2 separate regions of the Homo sapiens genome follow, and region 2 is linked to region 1. The links are chromatin loops, found by intact Hi-C in ENCODE. Cell type or tissue: natural killer cell. All regions are shown on one strand. Each heading gives the region's core, and the rest is flanking DNA. Links, peaks and the distances in the headings are about the cores only. Region 1 overlaps LOC124905974 (a long non-coding RNA gene). Region 2 overlaps LOC100506474 (a long non-coding RNA gene).

Region 1 (8,348 bases), core at 79-8,078:
ACTATTTTACTATTGTTGTTGTTGGAATTCATCCACAGAAAGCAATCTAACATGAAGTAATAGTAATAGATAACATGTTTACAGTATTGGCAAGGTGTGTGGGAGTTGTTAAACATAGTTATAAGAATGGTCCTATACAGTATGCAACAATAATAAAATATGTGGCAATTAAAAAAGGATTATATAATTACAAGGGGATATATTTAAACCAGTCTACTCTGCAGTAGGACAAATCCAGTTGTCTTGGGTCAGTAACATGTTGTGCATGTTTTCTAGAACATTCTTTATTCTGCAATATATTTAGCTGCTCCTTCACTCACTCATTCACTTTATTGCTCATTAGTTCATTCATTTACAAACACACAGTGGGCCTCTGCTAAATGTGAAGCCCTAAACTAAGTGCTGTGTGTGTTGATCAAATAATAATAAATGCTTTTGGAGAAGAAACCATAAGACTACTATATCACTTTAAGGCCTTTACCATATGTGACAACATTTCCCGTGTTTCAACTCGGGCAGCAAGTCATGTGTAGGCTCAAAACTATTTGATAAACTTCTAGTTTAAGTTGTAGAGAGTTTCACGTCATGCTGATGTGCACGCAGACTGTGGCCTGCTGAACTCCAGAACATTCCATTCTCACTGACAGCTCTGTGAATGAAACCCTGAAGTTGTGCAAAATGCAGTTGTCCTGGTCTGTTTGGGCTGCTATAATAAAATATACGCTGGTGGCACATAAACAACAGAAATGTATTTCTCACAGTTCTAGAAGCTGGAAAGTCCAAGTCGAGGCATCGGCCCGTTTTGTGTCTGGTAAGGGCCAGAGTCCTGGTTCATAGATGGCACCTTCATACTGTTCTCACGTGGTGGAAGTGGCAGGACAGCTCTCTGGGGTCTCTTTTATAAGGACACTAACCTTATTCTTGAGGTCTCTGCCCTCATGACCTATCACCTCACAAAGACCTCATGTCCTAATACAATCACGTTGGTGATTATGTTTCAACATGTGAATCTGGGGGGACACAAGCATTCTGACCAAGCAGCTGTTAGAGCCTTAGACATAAACCCATTGGCCTGAAATTCAGGAACTTCCCAACAACTTCGTCTCTCACTTTTGGTTACCTACCGGCCAGCTGCTCATCACCCCATGGACTCCAGGCTCCTACTTTTGTGTTTATGACTTGGATCATTTCCTCCTGCGTATTTGGTGCCTCCATGTTTCCCTGGAATCTTTTCCAGGATGTTCCCTTCACCTGGCTGCACTCCCTCAGTTCAAGGTTACATTCCCCAGTTCTCTTATTTGGCTATGTGGATGTGTCAGGTTTTAAATGACATGTTCAAAATCCAGGTGACATGGTTGTGCTTGGACAATAATGAAGAGGTTTGTGGTGTTAATGCCTGAGCTCCAATCTAGATACTCCTGATGATGGAATCTACAGATTGCCTAGTGTCAGTCAGTAAAGGTAGCCAAGAAGATAAGTGCTCCCACTTACTGCTTCATGCAAGATTTAACCAATCCATGAATGGGAAACCCAATCAGGATACATCCTGCTCTGTAATGTTTTAGAAGGTGCCATATCTTAAACTGAGTCCTTCACCATTGCCTTAGTTCTACTGTTAGTGTTACATTACTTTGCATTCAATTTCATACTCCCTTGCTGCCTTCCTTGAATGTTCTGCTAACTTATGAAGAGGTTCTGTCATCCATTTGTGTAGGTAGAGAAGAAGGAAGAGGTTCAGGGAAGAGGTGCACACCTTCATAGCTGCAGCCACTGGTCCACGTGATCCACATGATCCTTTGCTTTGAAGATAGTCATGCTGCCTAGCTGCATTTCGGTGGTGATGGAGTCAGTGACTTGCTGCTATGCTTTGGCTCGTGTTGACTGTGTTAACTCCTTGTCATAAATTGCCCCATCACTTTGAGAATATTCTCTGTTACTAACTTTAATAATAGTTGTATTTTAATTATGCCTTTTGAATGCTAGACCAGCTACTTTCTTTCTCTCTAGTTCTTATACAACCCTTTGAATTATTACTCCATTTTATGGATTGAGGAAACAGGACCCAGAGAGACTAATTAATTTATTCCATGGTAGCCCATTACTCAGTGGCCCTGGAGGTCATGTGTATGTGCATGTGTGTGTATGTGCATGTGTGTGTATGTGCATGTGTGTGTATGTGCATGTGTGTGTATGTGCATGTGTGTGTATGTGTATGTGTGTATTGAGAAGAAAGGGGGCAGGAGAAAAGTTTATTCTGAAACTATATGATTATTTTTTACTATATCACATTACTTGTCATTAGGCTTTCTAGAGTTGACTGAACCTTTGGATTGAATGGCCCACGTAAAATCCTTCCATAATGGTGATTTCCATTCTCAATTTTTTTAACAGCTCGTGTTGGAGAAGCAGCTGCTTATTTACAAGGTATTTTTTAGTAGTACCTATTAAAAGGTCACCTTTTAGATGTCACCTTTTTATGCAGATGTACTTCCCTGTTTTGCAGTGGTTGATGTTGTATTTACATGCAATTCTACTCACAGGGCCCCAATGCATGATCCAATCATTGTCTTCGATTTAGAATGCTATTTGGACACAGTAGGTCATAGAGGAGGAAAAGGGACACAAGGAGAAAGTGCAGGGGAGACAATAGGGAGTGGCAGGAAGGAGAACTGTATCATACAAAAATTGCAGGACTTTCCACTTGAGTGACCTATGCCTTTTTGCTTGTTTGTTTGCTCACTTGCTTACTTTACCATGGCTAGGCTGGGGATGTGTTTTTGTCTCTGGATAAATTGTCCACTGGGAAAAGACCAGGGTATAAATACAGAAGAAATAGTAATATTAGCACCACTTCTTTCTAGGCCCTGGTTTTGTAACTCTTCTTCTCATACAGGAAAATAGCTCTTGTGTGCTCACAAGTGAAATGAGATACAAGAAAATTTTGTTGTTGTTCTTAGAGTAGGGTGGGAAACCCAACATATGGGAATTTTCTGAGTGTTGCAAATTGCCTACCGTCCTGTTAAGTATTGCTGAGCAGCTAATAAAAAAAGTAAAAACAGGTAAAATGAAGCAGCTAGTCCAGGAAGTGCTACAAATTTACATATTATGTAGAGTGCTAGGTTACTGTAAATGATTCCATTTGAAGGGTGTTCTGGTAAATCTAGTGCGCGTTCCCACACCTAGCACACAGACCTCAAAGGAGCAGACAGACCTGGGTCCAGACCACCCCTGGTTTCACAAGCTTCAGAGGCCTTGAATGGTATTTAACTTCCCTGACCATCGTTGCTCTTGGATGGAATGGAGATAATAATACCTTCCTTATGAAGAAAATAGGCAAAATCAAATTATCACTTAAGATTCCCTTCAGCTTTTACAATATAACCTTTAGTGTGGGAAAATCAGGCATGTAACAAGTAGACCAATATCTGAACACCGATGCATTGAGATTCCATCCAATTTGGGCACCAAATCAATCATCAACTTGGCCTTGGATGACCCTGAGAACTCAGATTAAGGTTGAAGAGAATTAATATGTGTACCAGGCTTGCCAATTTAACAAACACCCTTATGCATTTTGTCTTATTTAATCCAAACAACAACTCCTTAAAAGAGGTTTTGTTATTAGCCTCAGTAGAAGAAACCTGCGTCTCAAGGAATTTACTAGCCCGTGAACACAAACCTGGTCATTCTAGTGGAAAATCCTGCAATCTTTGTATGATACAGTTCTCCTTCCTGCCACTCCCTGTTCTCTCCCCCTGCACTTTCTCCTTTTGTCCCCTTTGCTCCACTTTTTATTACCTTCTGTGTCCAAATAGCATTCTAAATCTAAGACAATTTTTGGATCATGCATCAGGGCCCTGTGCATGGAATTTGATGTGAATGCAACATTAGCCATCGCTAAACAGGAAAGCATGTCTGAACAAAAAGGTGACATCTGTAGGATAGTGGTTTCTGATTTGTGAGTCCTGGATCCTCAGGTGGACTGTAGTAGAGCAAGTGTAGCATGGAGTCTCAGCTCTATGTAAAGTAATCTACTCAGTAGACTATGGATGGAATAAACAATCTGGCTCACCCATATCTCCACATTCTCATTACAAATATTTACACCTGCTTTTGTGGTTAATAAAATACAAAAATGTAGACAAATAACAGATTTCATATTTTTTCATTTAGGCAGTTAAAAACTATAATTTCTATACTCTGGACAATATGAAATTTGATATCATTCAAATTTCACATGATTCAATAAAAGAGCTTACTAACAAATGTGAGTTAGACAGGATTTTGACTCCAGGAAGTAAACAGCTTTCTAAATGGCACAGCTGCTCAGTGACTCCAAGGTGTGATCTCTGACAGACCCTGGGGAAACCACATCTAGAAAAAAGCTGAATGCAAAAGTCAACCAACTATCATTAAATAGGCCAAGCATTTGCCTGAGTACTTCCTCTGAAGTTCAGTAGCTGTATGGCCTTAGGTAAACTCTATAATATCCTTAAATCTTACTTTTGGCTTCTTTAAAATGACACAATAATAGTACAGACCTCATAGAGTGATTGTCAGGTTTAGATGGTCCACAGGTAAAGTGCTCACTTTCTGTCTGGTTGGCAGTGAGTGTAGGCTCTTACCACCACCACGGCCAATATTAATATAAACACATTAGTTAAACTTCTCTTTCTCCTCCTGTGATGGTTAATACTAGATGCCAACTTGATTAGTTTGAAGGATGCCTAGATAACTGGAAAAGTATTGTTTTGGGGTGTGTCTGTGAGGGTGCCAGAGGAGATTAACATTTGAGTCAGTGGACTGAGAGAGGAAGACCCACACTCTATGTACGTGGGCACCATCCAATTGGCTGCCAGCCCCGCGTGGCTAAAACAAAGCAGACAGAATAAGGTGGAATAAGCTGGTTTTCTGAGTCTTCCGTCCTTCATCATTCTCTCGTGCTAGATGCTTCCTGCCCTTGGACATCAGACTGCAGGTTCTTCAACCTTTGGACTCTTGGACTTGCACCAGTGGTTTGCCAGGGGCTCTCGGGCCTTTGGCCACAGACTGAAGGCTTCCCTACTTCTGAGGCTTTTGGACTCAGACTGAGCCACCACTGGTTTCCTACCTCCTCAGCTTGCCGAGGATCTATCATGGGACTTCCTTTACCTTGTGATAGTGTGAGTCAATTCTCCTTAATAAACTCCCTTTCATATATACATATATCCTATTATTAATAGTTCTGTCATTCTGGAGAATCCTAATTAACACCTCCCCTCTCCTCTCTCTTTCTCCCCTTGCCTCTTTCTCCTCACTGAGCCTGTGCAAGGCAAGAAAGTTAAGGATGTGCTATGATCTCGTGTCTTCTGGCTGCTCTCAGCCTGATGGGAGAGGCACAAACCTCAACATACGGGTATGACATACAGAAGGCATGGCAAGGATTCTCAGCCAGAAAATGGGGATTCATCAGGGCCTGGCAGAGCCTCTCTTCCAGGCCAGCCCCACGTGCTGCTAACATGTTCCTTTTCTCTAAGTTCACTAAAATTCCTCAGGGAAACAGACAAAGCACACATAAGACTGGGAAAACATCCCATTGTAGGAAGCTCATCTCCCTTCCAACCAGGGACCCTTGCTAGGTCATCTCAGACAAAAAAAAAAAAAAGAAAAAAGTTTTACCCTGATGCTATAAGAAAAGCCCTACGTCCCCAGATGATGAGAGAATCATTCTGCATTGCAGACCAAAGTGTTCCATCCACAGCCTGCCAGCATCTGGGGTACAGGGACTCTTGGAGTTTGTGATATTATGAAAGAATCCTGGTTAGCTTTGTGCTCGGGCCAAAGGAGGCTTTCTTGATTAGTTAGGTATCCAGGATCCCAACTAGGGTATGGAGAGCCAGGCACTTGTCTCAGGTGCAAAAATTGAAAGGGGGAGCTAAAAAAAAATCAGTAATCAAGACAAATATTTTCATACAATATTTTAAAAAATAAATATTAAGGCAAAAAACTCTGATGAAAAACCCATCAAGATTTTAAATAAATAGAGTGAATCAGTATGATGGATTTAACTTTTGCCACAGGCTCCAAATATCTGGCCTGGCCATCTTATTGATTCCATCTCACTCCCTAGGGAGGAGCAAAGAAGGAAGGTTCCAGGAGGTAATACATTTTTCTACATTAAGTTTATGACAAGCACTTTGCAACCACTACCTCATATCTTCCTTTTGGTAACGGTGAAATACAGGGAGGATTAACCCCATTTTATAGACAAGAAAAACTGAGATTCAACAAGAACGAGTTACTTTTGTTGGGTAGAGACAAAATTGAAATTCAGATGTGTCTGAGCCCATGGCCTATAGCAAACTTGTCCAACTCGTGGCCCATGGGCTGCATGCGGCCCAGGATGGCTTTGAATGAAACCCAACACAAATTTGTAAACTTCCTTAAAATATTATGAAACCTTTTTTAAAAAGCTCATCAGCTATCATTAGTTTAGTATGTTTTATGTGTGGCCCAAGACAATTCGTTTCCCAGTGTGGCCTAGGGAAGCCAAAAGATTGGATACCTCTGGCCTATAGCTTTGTCATGCTATTGTGGACCTACTTAGTCGACTACACTACTTGGCTCAGTCTTGTCAATGACAGGACTATTCTGCTTCTGCTGCCGTAATAACATGGCACAGCCTGGGGGCTTAAAGAGAAATGTATTTTCTCACAGTTCTTAAGGCCGGAAGTCCAAGGTCAAGGTTTCAGCAGGTTTGGTTTCTCCTGAGGCCTCTGTTCTTCGCTTACAGATGGCTGCCTCCTTGCTAGGTCCTCTTAGGGTCTTTTTCTCAGTGCCTGAGCATCCCTGGTATTTCTTCCTCCTGTTGTGGGGACACCAGTCCTATTGGATTAGGAACCACCCTTACGATCTATTTTAACCTTACTTGCCTCCTTATAGGGCTCTATCTCCGAAAATATAATCATATTGGGGGTTAGGGTTTTGTGATAAGAATTTGTGGTGGGTCACAGTTCAGTCCATAACAAACAGTTACTCTGCTTTGGGACTCTGTTACTATAGACATCACAGGGGCTGTGTGTATCATTGCCCTCAGAATTGATAATCGAGTTGAGGTACATAATATTTGCATAAAGTAATTCTACTGCAAAGCCAACAGTAGATACTACAATTAATTATCAAATATAAAATAAATGAAGGCAGGGAATGTTATTTGCCATTTTATCCTTGAGAATACCCCTTGGCACAGAGTAGGGCATATATGTGTGTGTGTGTGTGTGTGTGTGTGCATATGTGTGTGTGTATATGTGTGTGTGTATATATGTGTGTGTGTATATATATGAATACATATAATATATATGTATTCATATATATATATTCTTCTTCCATATATATATATATTCTTCTATATATATACATATATATTTTCTTCTATATATATACATATATATATTCTATATATATACATATATATTCTATATATATACATATATATATTCTATATATATACATATATATATTCTATATATATACATATATATATATTCTTCTATATATATACATATATATATATATTCTTCTATATATATACATATATATATATGGAAAATTCAGAGAAGAAGAAGAATCTTGCCAGCCAGGAAAACAAGGAAGGAACACTTTTGAACTGGCCTTGAAATTTGAGTAGACTATCAGCAGGTCAAGATAGAAGAGTGTTTCTAAGAGAAGATAGTGCGCCAAGCCCTGGAGGCAGGAAGACACAGGTCTGCTGAGATAAGAAACAGCAGTTAGGTCTGTCTGAGGTAGAGACAGAAGCTGCAGAGAACAAACACAAGGCTGTAGTCAGACCATGAAAACATGTAGTTATTGAAATAAAACCCTAGGACTTCACTCCTCTAGCCAGATGCTCCCGTGGCTTCTAGATGAAAGATCCTTATGAGCCAGAAATCACATGGGGTGGTAGAAAGTGCAGTAGACTGGAAGCTGAGCTAGTTGAATTGTATTCTTCTTTTATACACTTGTATTAGTTATGTATTGCTACATAACATGTTATCCCCCAAAACTTAGTGGCTTAAAAAAAATCATCATCTCTCTGGGTCAGGAATCCAGTCATAGCTTAGCTAAGTCTTTTGCCTCAGAATCATTCACAAGCATGTAATCAAGGTGTAGGCCAGGCCCGTGCTCTCATCTGAAGGCTCAACAGGGGAAGGATCTGCTTCCAAGGTCACTCATATAGTTACTAGCAGGATTCAGATTCTTGAAAGTTGTTGAACTGATGGTTTCATTTTCTCCTTGGATGTTGGCTGAAAACCACTCTCAGTTCCTGACCACATGGGCCTCTCCATAGGTCAGCCCACACATGGCAGCTT
Region 2 (8,348 bases), core at 306-8,305, 260 kb before region 1:
TACAAATATCGCAGCCACATTTTTTTCAGTCTACCACAACACATTTCAGGACTTTTAATAATTAATTATCACAAATGCTTTGTGAGATGAACATTGTTATTCACATTAATTAAATATTAGCTAGCAAATTTAGAATGAATTATAGTGTATGGTGGTTAAAGGTAAAGATTTTGGAATCAAATTGTCTTGATAAGAATTCAAGCTCCCTCTATTCCCACTCTTAAACAAATTGAGTGAACTCAGGTGAGTCACTTGATTTATTAGTTTCCTATTTTTGTTATAACAAATTACTAAAAACTGAGGTGCCAGCAGGACTTAGTTCCTTCAGGAGGCTCTAGCAGAGATTATTTTTCCTTGCTTTTTCCAACTTCTAGAGACTGCCCACATTCCTTGGCTCATGTTCCCACATCGCTCTGACCTCTCTTTCATCATTACACACAGTCCTGACTCTGACCTTCTTGCCTCCCTCTTTATAAGGACTCTTGTGATTATATTTGGCCCACCTGGATAATCTAAAACAAGCTGCCCAACTCAATTTTCTTAAGTTAATTGTATCTGCAAAGTCCCTTTTGCTAAGTAAAGTAACGTATTCAGAGGTTCAAGGGATTAGGATGTGAACATCTTTGGGTGGAGCAGCCCCTTTTTCAGCCTAAAACACTTGGACAAGTCATTCTCCACGGCCTCAATGTTCTCATCTGGTCATGGGAGTAATAATAGCTATATCATAGCTTTGTTATGAAGTTTCTGTGAGTTAAATATAGGTGGTATTTACAACAATGTCTGACACTGAGGAAGCTCTCTATAAGCAACAGCTATTGCTACTCTCATTATCATTACAGCTTCACCTGGCTTACTAAATGGGAAGTAACCATCTAAACTCATATTTGGCTGCACATGAATTCTGAATAAATCATTCATTTTTAAATAATTGATAATTTTTATATATTTTGTCACTATTCATGCATAGTAAACATATCAAACTGCCAAGAAACAAGTGTCTGGTTAGAAACCTGGTTGAAATTGTGCAAATATAGAAAAGGGGCTAAAAATGAACTTTTAATAAATATAGTCCATGCACAGTGGCTCAGGCCTGTAATCTCAGCACTTTGGGAGGCTGAGGCAGGCAGATCACCTGAGGTTGGGAGTTTGAGACCAGCCTGAACAACATGGAAAAACCCTGTCTCTACTCAAAATACAAAATTAGTCAGGCGTGGTGGTGCATGCCTGTAATCCCAGCTACCTGGGAGACTGAGGCAGGAGAATCATGTGAACCCAAGGGGGGTGGAGTTTGTGGTGAGCCGAGATTGTGCCATTGCACTCCAGCCTGGGCAACAAGAGTGAAATTCCGCCTCAAAAAAAAGAAAAAAATTAAACTTAACAGAACACATCCTGAGTGCTTACCAGGTGACCCTGTACAGCTTACTTTCTCATACATTGTCTTATTTATCGCTCCCAAAGTCCTCTCTTATTGGTGACTTCCTCATCAAAGTACACATTATTATTTTCATCTTACAAATGAGAAAAACAGAACTCCAAATGGTTGAGGATACTCAGGTCCCAAAGCAATTCAAGTCAGTCTCACGATGAAAAGCCTGCTCTCATCCCATCCAACTGGATTGTCATAAAAGGAATTTTTATCAAACAACTTCCAGCATATATTGCAGTTTACACTTTCACTTGCCTTGTTTGTGTGAAGAGAAGTCATAAGAATATTCTTCCCTCAATTTCTCCAAATAAATACGAAGGGAAAAATCTAGTGCAGTCAGGATGGCAATCTTACAAGCATGGCCCTTGGTAGCCCAACCTGGAGACAGCCCGAAGAGGCAGTCCTCTAAAAGCTCTGAAAATAGGTAGGCAAGTCTTAAAGTCAAAAAGGCACTCAGTCCACGTCAACTAATTGCATTTTAGAAAAGTGAGTATAAATAAAGGATTTATTGGTGGGCACAAGGCAAGTGGGGTATGTGGAAACCTGTTTTTACCAGCGTGGGCAGTTACCAGCCTGAGTGGTCCTCACAAACGCAGACATCGAGCCCACTAGGTCAGGGTTTGGATACGGTGTTGTTGCGTACAGGATTCTTTAGGGTTTAGAGGAAAGAAAAGAAAGTGAAAAGCAAACCCAGAGGATACTTGGAGAGCGGCTGAGACTAATAAAGAGTAGGAACATCTTTCATATTACTTTGTTATTTGGAAAATGTTATCAAAAACCAAAGGACACATGAATTCAGGAAAAAGTGACAGCTATATTAAGTTTTTATATAATTTAACTCATACAATGAAGCTGAGAGTTTATTACTCCCATTTTACAGATGATAAAGCTGAGTCTCTGGGATATTACATTGGTGCAAAAGTAATTGCGGTTTTTGCCATTAAAAAAATGACAAAAAAACACAATTACTTTTGCACCAACCTAATAATTAACTTTGCTGAGATCACAAAGCCGGTAAGTGACAGAACTAGAAACAGAGTCTAGGTATTCTTGCTCTGAATCCAACATAATTGCAGAAACATCAGGTGTGTGTTTGCCTCCAAAATGTTCACCAGTCTTTCTTACCATTGTGGTATCTATAGATAGAGTTCAAAGGTATGAGAAAGGGTGTTTATGAATGGCTTGTTAATGGAGGTATGAGCAGAGTGAAGGGAACCGATGAGGCACAGCTACACCCTAGCTCCAGAGCCTGGCAATAGCGGGGAGCAGCTACTGCCTGTAGGCCTGGAAGGGAGAGAGGAGGAAGCAAAATTACAGAACCCTGGAGTGCTGGAGCCCTGAGAGAAGGGTGCCCCACAGAATCTGAGTGTTGGCAGAGATGTAGCTACTTTCAAGCCATGGGCCTGAGGCGGACAGGGGTTGTGTGGATAAACCCTCAGACTTCTCTTTTCCCTTGTTCAGTGTCCCTCTAGGTTCTCTGATTGGCTGAAGCTACTCTAAGCCAAGAGATCAAAGAAGCTGATAATGTAGAATGTAAGTTTGTCTCCTGGGCCACAATGGAAAGCAGAGACTGTAGCTGGAGGAGTGAATAGAGGATATGCAGCTCTGGTAATTCTCAGTACAATTCCCAGTGGTCCACTCTGCAGAATGAACCAAGTTCCATTTTGCCCAACTTCTGGCAGTCCACATTTGGACTGTGAGCTCACCTACAGATAAATCGTACGTGGATTGATGCAGTAACTGGATTTGTAGCTGCTAAATCTTATTTAAGTGAGGACCTGTCCAGTACATGTGAAGACCACCCATCCACTGAAAGTGATAAGTGAAGCTGAATCAATACTAGACTGAATCAATACTGAGCTGAATCAATACTTTCCCAATTTTGAGGAAATCTTGGAAAATCTCTGAGAAATGTGGTAGTAATTATTTTGAAGAATTGGAAAACTTTATAGCTGATTATGCTATGTGTGGAAGATACAACAGGATTATAAGAGAGAGAAGACAATATCCTTGCTGTGTCCAGAAGGCTTTAGCCGGGGTGTCCTACTGAGAGATGACAAACTTAAGGTTTTTCTCTTCCCAGACATTACTGGACAACTAGCTATGTAATTAGGTCTTATGCCGAAAAGACTGAAAGGAAAACATCTCAGATCTAGGAATGTGATCAAGAAAGAAGGCTGGTTAAAGAATAACATGGGGAAAATGAATGCAGTGAAATGGTTCACGCACAAGTTCTAGGAATTCAGAGTGCAACAGCAGAAATGCGATTTTTGTTAGATATTTCAGAAAGTGATGTGAGTCCCTGAGGTCATACTGCAGCGTTCAGGTTCTGTTTGGCCTCCTGCACGAAGCTTTCCTTGATTGGAAAAGCTGCATACTCTGAAGCACATCGCATGTGTCCTGTCTGTAGTTCATTTCATTTCCCCAGATTTGTTATCATCCACCATCACTCATACAAGCCTACCTTCTTCATGCCAACCTTTGTAATCTTTCTACCTTGCTAACCTGGTCATGTCAAGGACCAGCTAATAAATAGCAAAGTTGTACCTTGAGCCAAGGTATCTTGACTCTTAGTCCAGTGCTCTTTATATACCTCTGAAGTCTTATTTGAGCTTCAAAATTATGAGTCTGTGCTCTCAAGATTTTTTTGAAAATGTACTTAATGTTGCCCCTAAGCTTTTATGAGAAATAATAAAGTTCTTTCCAGATTGAATATCTAATAACTCCATTTCATTTTATGCTTTCTCATGTATGGATGTCTATAACTGGAATGCTATTTGGGCTACTGAGATATTTTCTTAATTCTCTGTTTTGTGTTAGTTCTTTTTGTTTGTTTATTTGACAACCATATTTTTGCACCTGAGATAAATCTGGCATTCTATTCAACTTCAATTTCAAAGAGAATCTGAGAATGTACTGGTAGAACGATATTTGAATACTAATATCTTGGAAATACAGAAATAAGTATCATACATTTTGTTACATTCTGTTTGTGTACAAATAATATAAAAATCAATGAATGAGAATTTCATATTTGAATTGTATATGGATTGATGCAATAACTTGATTTAGACAATACTTTTTATGAAGAAAGGTAAAAACAATAAAAATATAGAATTGCTTATAGTTTTGTAACATATATGGTCTAGATACTGTTTATATAACAACAATCCCAAACTCTCCATGCAATTCAGGCAAAACTTATTTGTCCAGATATTTGGCTTTACTGCAGTAGTAAATTTTCAATTTGATGAAATAGTCATTTACAGAAATGTAGATCAGTTATTTGAATTTGTTTGTTAATTCAGGCAAGATTGTTAATCTGGCAGTACAACTAAATATCTAAAGTGAAGCAGACCATGTTCTAAGAAATTTACACTTCATGTAGGTCAGATCATGTGATATGATAATTGTCTGCAAATATCTGAAGATATATCACCTGGAAAAGGGCCAGAAATATTCTCCTTGGCTGTAAATTTCAGGGATAGAGCTAAAAAAGCTGAAGTCAGAAGCCATCAGATTTTAGGTCCCTGCAAGCAAAAATTATCTAAAGAAATTGTTAAAAGCAGAATTAACTTCCTGTGGAAGTGGTGAGTTCTTTATCACAGGAGGTGTTAAAATAAAATGCAGATGTATCTCCTTCTATGATTTATACAATTTTAGTTTTGGAAGTAGAGATTGAGCTGCCTGAAGAAAAAACAGAATGTATTAATCACTGCTCATTTTCTTCCATGCTGTGTTCTAAATATATAATTAAACTCTTGTGTATTAACAAGCAAAGGGCTTTTCAGAAAAAAAAATTATCTCTGAACACAGAGGAAACCAATTCAACTGTACTCAGAGTAGGAAGGAAACAGACATGATGATCTCATTGTTGTATTTCTAGGAAAGATGAGTCATGCAGTCTGCTCAAATTCAGGGTAGCTGGAGGGAAGATGGACATCAATGATGCTTTCTTCCTTTTTAATAGAGACCAGGGTCTCAAGTTTCTTTTAAAATAAAAAGGAGGAAAGCACTTAGAAATTAGCCTAAATCAAGAAAATTTCAGAAGAATATTCTGGAAAATATAAGTATAAATAAATCTGTTTCAACTTGAAATTAATTGAATTGGGTGTGGGGTGTGCGGGGTGGGGGGCGCGGTGGATGGGAAGGAGGGGTCATAGAAACTATCCGAACTCACAGGATCTCCTGTTTCTAACTCTAGCCAGCCATCATCCCTGAGATCAATTTCAATTTCCCTTTGATTTGCTTGCAAGGACAAAGAACCAGTTCAGAGAAGTGAAGGGCTGGGAGGGAGAGGGAGGGGCCATAGGCAAAGGACACTAAAGCAGAGGCACATGCTTTTTTAGGAATAGCATTTTTTCAGTTGGGTAGTAGAGTATGGAAGCCATGGCTCTCCGGAAGTTTCTTTCTTTCTAAATGTCTCCAAACTACATGCCATGGTTTTATGATTCTATAAACTAGCATTCACTGAAAGTCCACTGTGGACCAGGCACTGTGAAACAGATTTATGGATGTGAAATTGCCAAGCTTCTTAAATGGTATTCAGTTTCTAAATTTTGAGAGAATGCTTTTGTGTTGATAGCCTTGGCCATACCCTTTCTACAAAGTTGGGGTACTTCCTACTACTAAGAGAAAGAAAAGGTAGTAATGTTGACCTTTTATAGATTGCGAGAAGATGTGAAAGTTACATTTTTCTCAATACTCCACTTGATCAAATAACAAGTTGAAAATATATTTTAGATTCTGCTTGCTATATTTGCTTGCCAAATTATCAGTCTTATGATAAAGAGTTAAAATCGGGGGTAAAAATTTAACAATATTTAAAGACAGTATCCATATAACTTTCCACTGAAGTCTTAGTAAATATTAAGTAGATTAATAAATTCCTGGGGTTTTTAAAAGGATTGTAATGTAGGTCAATACTTTTTTCTTGAGTTAGTAAACTCAAACCTAGCAAGGACAATGACTTGTTCAAGGTTCCACCTAATTAATACTTGGACAATTGGGTAAAATGTAGAAGTTATAGATATAGTAATATGTGCAAGGTATCTTAATTACATTATCGTACCCACTTGTAAAATTAGTTTTATTTTTATTAAAATTATACTTGCATATAATTGAAATTGTAGAACAGTTCAATAAAGAACGTTGAAAACAATTATTTTTAGTTCTCAGAGATACTCAGTTTTAACTCTTAATATATTATTTTTATAGCTTCTTTTATAGCCTCAAAATATGTTAATATTTCTACTCTTAAATTTTCAATTCTGGTATTTTGGTTTAGGGCCATACTCTGATAGCTTCCTGAGATGTGACGAGTAACATTGTTCAGAAATTAGATTTCTGATAGTGTCTTTACTCTATACTCATACTTAATTGATAATTTGCCTGAATATCAAATTCAAGGGTGAAAATCAACTTCTGAAAATGTCAAATACATTTTTCACTTTATTTTAACTTCCAATGTTATTGATGAGGAAGCAATGACATTTTGATTTTTGTACCAATTTTGGAAGTCCACTTTTTTCTGCATGGAAGCTTATCCTATCTTCTCTGCCATCAATCCTGAAATCTCAGATGATGTATATTGTGGAAAGCCTATGGCTGTATTTTCATCTGTTTTTCTGGGTGCATGGTGGGCCCTGTGAAAATTCTTATTATTCAGTTCTGAAAATACCTCTTGATTTATTCCTCGGATGATTTCCTTGCCTCTGTTTTTCCAGTCTCTCTTTCTGAAGCTCCTGTTATTCAGATGTTGAGAAATCTCTATTCCTCCTGTACTTTTCTAATCCTCACCTCCTATTTTCTACTTTGACTTTTTGTTCTAATTACTTAGCTGCTTCTTCTTATTAATCTTTTTTTAAGTTTTTTATTTCTGCCATCTTGTTTTTAATTTCCAAAGCTTTATTTAATTCTCTAAAAGTTTCTTTTAAGAACAACCTACCACTGTTTCATGAATACAGCATTTAAACAAATTTTCTCTGGTGATAATAACTTCATTTTTTAAATGTTTTCTTTGCCCTGAAAGGAGTCATAGTTTCAGTTTTCTCTAAGTTACTAAGTTTTTACCAGTTGGTTTTGTCTTCATTTCATATTGAATGCATTTCTCAGGACTGGTGATTCCTGGTGATTGCTGTTTAAAATCAGGGCACCAAAAAACAGAACGGAAGTTGTGTGGTGTTTGGTCTGACCATGGTCTTGCTCTGCCTTCTCAACTAGATGTTCTATGAAAATTAATTCCTAATTCCCTCAGGAGTCTATCTACATAATGAATTAATTTCTCTTCTATGAAACTAGAATATACTGTATGAGCAATACACTAATAATATTATTACTGATAATACACTAACGCGCCATGGGGAAATTTAGAAAATGGTCACCAAACTCATTTTCTGGAGACCATGGTTCAGATGAGGAAATCTGATTGAAATTATAATCTGACTGGGTCATTTTGTGGGGATCCTCCATTGTCAAAAACTTTAGCTCTTTTCTGTTGAGTTGCTCAGATTCCCAGGAAGCCTCTTAAAATCTTCTTGAAGGCTTGGTCTGGGTTAATAGCTAATAGTCCAAGAGAAAGAAAAGTGAAAAGTCCCACCATTGTTAAATCTTCAGCTAGCTCTCTGATATCTGTATATTATTCAACTGTGTCTTATGTCCCCCAGGTACAAGACTGTGCTTTACTTCTATAGAAAACAAACCACATTCTAGGGTTGGGGAGAAAAAAAGTAACCAGGATCCAGGAAGTGTGATAAAGTATGTATATCTAAATGCTTTTCAAATATAGGAACAATCACTCCTGTTTATAGTCCCATCTTTACCCCTTTTTAGACACACCTGGAAGCACTAATCCCTGGATCTCTTAGATTTATGCAATGTAAATGTGTTTGCTTCTGGGCTTTCTTAATTGCCAGCTTAAAAT

What was found. Peaks named below come from ENCODE experiments on the same cell type or tissue, not always from the same donor. Only the 100,000 strongest peaks of a DNase experiment are listed, where the experiment ranks them.
Region 2: a loop joins it to region 1, with 9 times the contacts of the local background. A loop is called at or near these places in 2 of 110 quality-filtered maps.

Annotation. Positions count from the first base shown.
Region 1 is chr2:12,705,340-12,713,687 of GRCh38, reverse strand. It overlaps LOC124905974 (a long non-coding RNA gene), which reads left to right. Exons shown (of 2, transcript XR_007086222.1): 1 at 1-5,162. Among named protein-coding and RNA genes, the nearest start is that of TRIB2, 7.4 kb to the left of the region's middle. RefSeq lists a cis regulatory region at 7,534-8,013. In natural killer cell, for the core only: no CTCF peak of the experiment used is centred there; a DNase peak (open chromatin) is centred at 4,357; H3K27ac peaks cover 2,877 bases.
Region 2 is chr2:12,962,573-12,970,920 of GRCh38, reverse strand. LOC100506474 (a long non-coding RNA gene) reads left to right here. Exons shown (of 6, transcript NR_038434.1): 6 at 2,888-4,139. Among named protein-coding and RNA genes, the nearest start is that of MIR3125, 230 kb to the right of the region's middle. In natural killer cell, for the core only: no CTCF peak of the experiment used is centred there; a DNase peak (open chromatin) is centred at 5,300; H3K27ac peaks cover 672 bases.